Linked DNA regions of Homo sapiens: region 2 is linked to region 1. A link is an interaction called in ENCODE POLR2A ChIA-PET data of the cell type or tissue named here. Cell type or tissue: A673. All regions are shown on one strand.

Evidence for each region. ChIA-PET counts read pairs that join two places held together with the same protein. Peaks named below come from ENCODE experiments on the same cell type or tissue, not always from the same donor. Only the 100,000 strongest peaks of a DNase experiment are listed, where the experiment ranks them.
Region 2: POLR2A ChIA-PET joins it to region 1 with 14 read pairs; 1 of 35 experiments calls an interaction of 5 or more read pairs at or near these places.

What each region holds. Positions count from the first base shown.
Region 1 is chr11:46,834,020-46,836,519 of GRCh38, reverse strand. All of the region lies in intron 1 of CKAP5 (cytoskeleton associated protein 5), which reads left to right. Among named protein-coding and RNA genes, the nearest start is that of CKAP5, 11 kb to the left of the region's middle. In A673, no CTCF peak of the experiment used is centred here; no DNase peak of the experiment used is centred here.
Region 2 is chr11:46,289,558-46,292,057 of GRCh38, reverse strand. All of the region lies in intron 1 of CREB3L1 (cAMP responsive element binding protein 3 like 1), which reads right to left. Among named protein-coding and RNA genes, the nearest start is that of CREB3L1, 13 kb to the right of the region's middle. RefSeq lists an enhancer at 211-914. In A673, no CTCF peak of the experiment used is centred here; a DNase peak (open chromatin) is centred at 1,257; H3K27ac peaks cover 2,160 bases.

The DNA.
Region 1 (2,500 bases):
GCTGGTCTCAAACTCCTGGCCTCAAGCAATCCTCCCATCTCAGCCTCCTGAAATGCTAGGATTATAGGTTTGAGCCACTGTGCCTGACCTAGTGTTCTCACTTTTTAAAATTATTCGTTTTCACGACATTACCTTTTTTGAAAATAAATGTTAGTTTTTTAAGAGGAAACTTTTTAAAAATTAACTTTATTTTGGAATAATTATAGATTGTTCCAACAGAAAAGTTGCAAAGATGATGTGTAGGATTCCTGCATACCTCTCACCCAGTGTGCCCTGTTATTAACATCGTTTAAACAAACTCCAGATTCTGTTTGTGTTTCAACAGTTTTTCTATTCATGTGCCCATTCTGTTTCAGGATCCAATTCAGGGTAACATATTGCACTTCGTGGTCATCTCTATTAGCCTTCTCTGGTCTTTGGCAATTTCTCAGTCCTTCCTTGTTTTCATGACCATGACCATTTTGAGGAGTACTAGTCAGTTGTTTTGTAGACTGCCCTTCTCTTTGTCTTTGTCTGATATTTTTCTCATGATTAGTCAAGAATTACGTGTTTTTGGAAAGAATACCATAGAATACCATATCATATCAGGGGTTTTGTGATATCCATGTGACATCATTAGTGATATTAACCATGATCACTTGATTAAGTTAGTGTTTGCTAGGTTAAGTATTAAAGTTAGTATTTTTCCCTTTCTATAGCTATTCTTATGAAAATGAGTAGCCAGGTCTAGCCCACCCCCAAAGTGGGTGAAGGGATTAGATTCCACTTCCCGGAGTTAAGGGTATCTACATATATTCGGAATTTTGTAAGGAAGATTTGTCTCTTTTCACCCATTTATTGCTTTATTCCACTGTTTGTATCTTATGGACTAGTGTGTATGTGTGAGTGTGTATTGGCTTGTGTATATTTATTCTGTACTTTGAGATTTTATAATCTATTTTTTTCCGTCGAATAATTCCAGCTTTGACTGTTGGGAGCTCTTTTTGGTTGGCTCCTGTGTCCCTTTGACATGCCCCCATCTTTTTAATTTTTTTTTTCTTTTTGAACACTTTCTTATTTTCTGGTACTTTAATATGCTCCAGGCTCATCTTTTATTTTCTCTGCTCTAACCCTAGAATTAGACATTTCTCCAAAGATTTCTGGTTCCTTTTGCTTGGTATTTAGAAACCGAGATCTGGATACTCTGCCGTCTGCTCCTTGCTAGTGGGGTGTCAGTGTTTCTAGGCCTTCTCAGCCAAAACAGCCAGGTAATATATATATGTATTTTAAAGGATAATGGTGGATGATTATTCATTTATACTTTATTTTTATTTTTTTAGTTGATATTTTATTTTATTGACTTCTCTCAAACAGATTCTATTCACTCTTCTATGCACAATTTCAGCCTGCTTGGTTCTTTAAATCAATTGCTAAATTAGAAAGAAGGCACTGCTACAAGATAACTAGAAGTGTTAGCTTGATCACAAAGGTCGCGAAACGAAAGCTGTAAAATATAAAGCCAGCCTGAGCAACATAGACAGACCTCATATCTAGGAAAAAAAAAAAAAATTAGCTGGGAGTGGTGGTGCATGCCTGTGGCCCAGCTACTTGGGAGGCAGAGGTGGGAGGATTACTTGGGCCTGGGAGGTGGAGGCAGCAGTGAGCCATGTTTGTGCCACTGTATTCCAGCCCAGACGACAGAGTGAGACCCTGTCTAAAAAAGAAAAGAAAAATCTCTATCCAGTACATAAAAATATTTTTATGCTTTAGAGGGCTGCCTACAAATTTTGAGCAATGTTTAATATGGGAGATTCCTCCAAACCTATGGATAGTCCCCTTGAATATCACCAAATAGCATATAATTTTTTAATAGTGAATCTGCTTTCTATAGGATGAAAAGGAATAGATTGCTTGTACACCCAGAGAAGCAGTTTGTTTTAGACCAGAGAGGACTTGCCTTACTTGGTCCTAAGGGCTGTAACCCGACTTAGGCTTCTCTTTTTTTTTTTTTTTTTTTTTTTGAGATGGAGTTTTGCTCTTGTTGCCCAGGCTGGAGTGCGGTGGTGCAATCTCAGCTCACTGCAACCACCGCCTCCCAGGTTCAAGCGTTTCTCCTGCCTCAGTCTTCTCAGTAGCTGGGACTGCAGGCATGTACCACCATGCCTGGCTAATTTTTGTATTTTTAGTAGAGATAGGGTTTCACTATGTTGGCCAGGCTGGTTTTGAACTCCTGATCTCAAGTGATCTGCCCGTCTTGGCCTCCCAAAGTGCTGGGATTACAAGTGTGAGCCACCGCACCAGGCCAAGTTAGCCCACTCTTATATCAAAGGACTGAAATATAGGTTTGTTTAAGTCTGAAATCAACCTAAAATCTCTCAATGACACTGGGATGATGCTTATAATGATATAGTAAAAGGCCAAGCCGGGTGGATCACCTGAGGTTAGGCTTTCAGGACCAGCCTGGCCAACATGGTGAAACACCATCTCTACTAATAATATCAAAATTAGCTGGACGTGGTGG
Region 2 (2,500 bases), 540 kb after region 1:
GAACACAGTGGCCAACCCGCCAGGGCTGCTCTCTCGGCCCCTGGCCAGCTGGAAGGCCCTCCTCGCCTGGAGCCTACCGCCTCACTCTGGCTGGAATTCCCTTGGCCTCTCCCCTCTCCTCAGTGTACTCAGCATTCAGCCTCTGACATCCTCAGCGGTCCTGGCCTGAGTTGTCCTCAGGTTTTATTTTTGGAAGGAGTGGTATTCTCTCTCCTTATTTACTCCCTTCTTTCAGGGAAGGTGTGGGACCCCTGGGCTCAGCTGGGGATTAGGCTATTGACTCCAATCCCTGGGGTCTGGAGCTCTCTGGGCCTCCAAGGGAGGGGACCTCCAAAGACTCTTGACCCACCCGATGCTTCAAAGCCAGCTGTCTCTGCCTTCCTTCCCCCACCCAGTAGGTGACTAATGCTTGCCCTTGCCCTTCTTGAAGAGCCCTGCAACGGCCAAAAGAAATCATTACAATTTTCGAACTGAAAGGAATTTTGGCATCATTAGGTCCACCCCCTCTTACGTGAAGAGGCAAAGCAGTTCAATGGTTATAAGCAAGGGAGTCAGACGGACCTGGTTCTAATCCTGGTTCTGCTATACACTGTGCAGGCTTTGGACAAGTTACTTAACCTCTCTAAGCCTCAGTCCTGAGTATAAAATGGGAACGTTCATATCCACCCCACCAGGTTGCTGTGAGGATTAAATGAGACAACAATTGCGAAGTGCTTTATATAATGCAGGACATATAGGAGGAAGGCTCTCATTAAATGTAGCTGTTATTATTACAGATGAAGAAAACCGAGAGCTGGGGATGGGAGTGCACTTGCCTGGGGTCACACAGCCCAAGGTAAGCAGCCGTTTCCAGAGTCATTCATTTGTCTCTATCTCCCTTCCAAGGAGAAGAGAAGGACTGGCACCAGCCCAAAGGCACATTTTCCTTGAGTCAGTCGGATGGGCAAACCACTGGGTCTTCAGTGCCTCCCTCCTGCCATCATACCCTGGCCCACCTCTGTGGCAAGCATTTCCTCCATTGCCCCAGGGGCCTCTTTCTTGCTCACTGAGGGTCAGGGGTCTGGGGAAGAGACCCCAGTACTCAGCCCCAAGTGGCCCCCAGGCCAGTGGGACTCTGAGGGGAGCGGGGAGTGCTGGGTCCTGACATCACAGAGCAGAGAAGCTAGAGCCACAGTTATGCAGGCCAGCTGGGGCCCTTCCAGTGCATCCAGATGTCTCAGGAATGTGCTGAGCTGGGAACTACCACCTTCCTTGCCTCCCCACCCCCAACCCCTCATCCCCTTGCTTGCTCAAGCTCTGCCTCCGCCCACCCCCTTGGCTCCTCCTCTTTCATCTCTCCCTGGGAGGCCTCCTGTACACTGTCCCTCTGGCACCGTGCCACAGTCAGGCTCCCTGTTAGTCCTCTGAAGGGATTGTCAGAGGCAGGAGCCCTTCCCCTCCTGCAGACCCCAGGGGCTGAACTTGTGGGGTGGAAGGAGATGGGAGCTAACTGGGAGGAGAGAGTTCCAAGCAGATAGTGCATGCCAGATCCCAAATGTGGAAGTGATTTGCAGCCCTGGAGAGAAAGGGGTGAAGGCCTTGGGGCGGCAGAGGGCAGGGCTGGAAGGATGGTGAGTGGGGCTCTGGGCATCTTGTCCCAGCCAATGGGTAAGAGGGTCAAGGAGCTGGTGTGCCAGGCTGGGCTGGGCTCAGGAGGAGGGTTCAGACCCTCCTAGGCCCCTGGGGTTCATAGAGACATGCTTTGTCTGATAGTAGAGGGTCCTGAAGTATTGGAGGAGATGGGGGAATCTTGTTAGGGTCCTGGTGTTGGGCCAGGAGCCAGGACATGGTTCAGGCTGGAGCTCCCAGCCCCAAAGAGGAACAGCCTGTCCCTTTGCAAGGGCGGAGTTGCCTTGGGCCTCCCCAGGCCAGCCTAGCTCTCAGTGCTGGGGGTGAAGGAGCCAGAAGGGAACTGGTACTCCTGGCCCAGTGCGAGAGTCACATCAGGGCACTGAATAGTAGAAATCAGAGGAGAGAAGGGACCTGGAGTCAGCTGCTGTCCTGGGCTCAGGGAGGTCCCACAACTCTGTTCCCCCTGGGGGAGAGTCCCTGATCACCCAGACAGGCTGACAGCTGAGATCCGCCTGATGGACCGCAGGCCTCCTAGCACTGAGACCCTTCAGAGGAGCTGGTGACCATCACCTGGTGCAACCCAGAACTATCGTTGGCTCCCTCCTGCCTGCTGAAAAACTCCCAGCTCCTCAGCATGATACTCAAGGACTGTCAGAAACTGATCCCAACTTACCACTAGAGCTGGAGCCCCCTCATTTTCTCTCCTCTCCAGGCTAGTTGGATGGACCATTCCCAGCTCCTTAAACCTGCTGTGGTCCCCATGGCTGTAGGACCTTTGCTTATACCTCTCCTGGTGCCTGCAGTGTTTTGTCCTTTATCTCCTCATTCTAACTCTTCCTATCCTTTAAGGGGCCAACTCAAATGCTGCTTCCTCCAAGAAGCCTTCCCT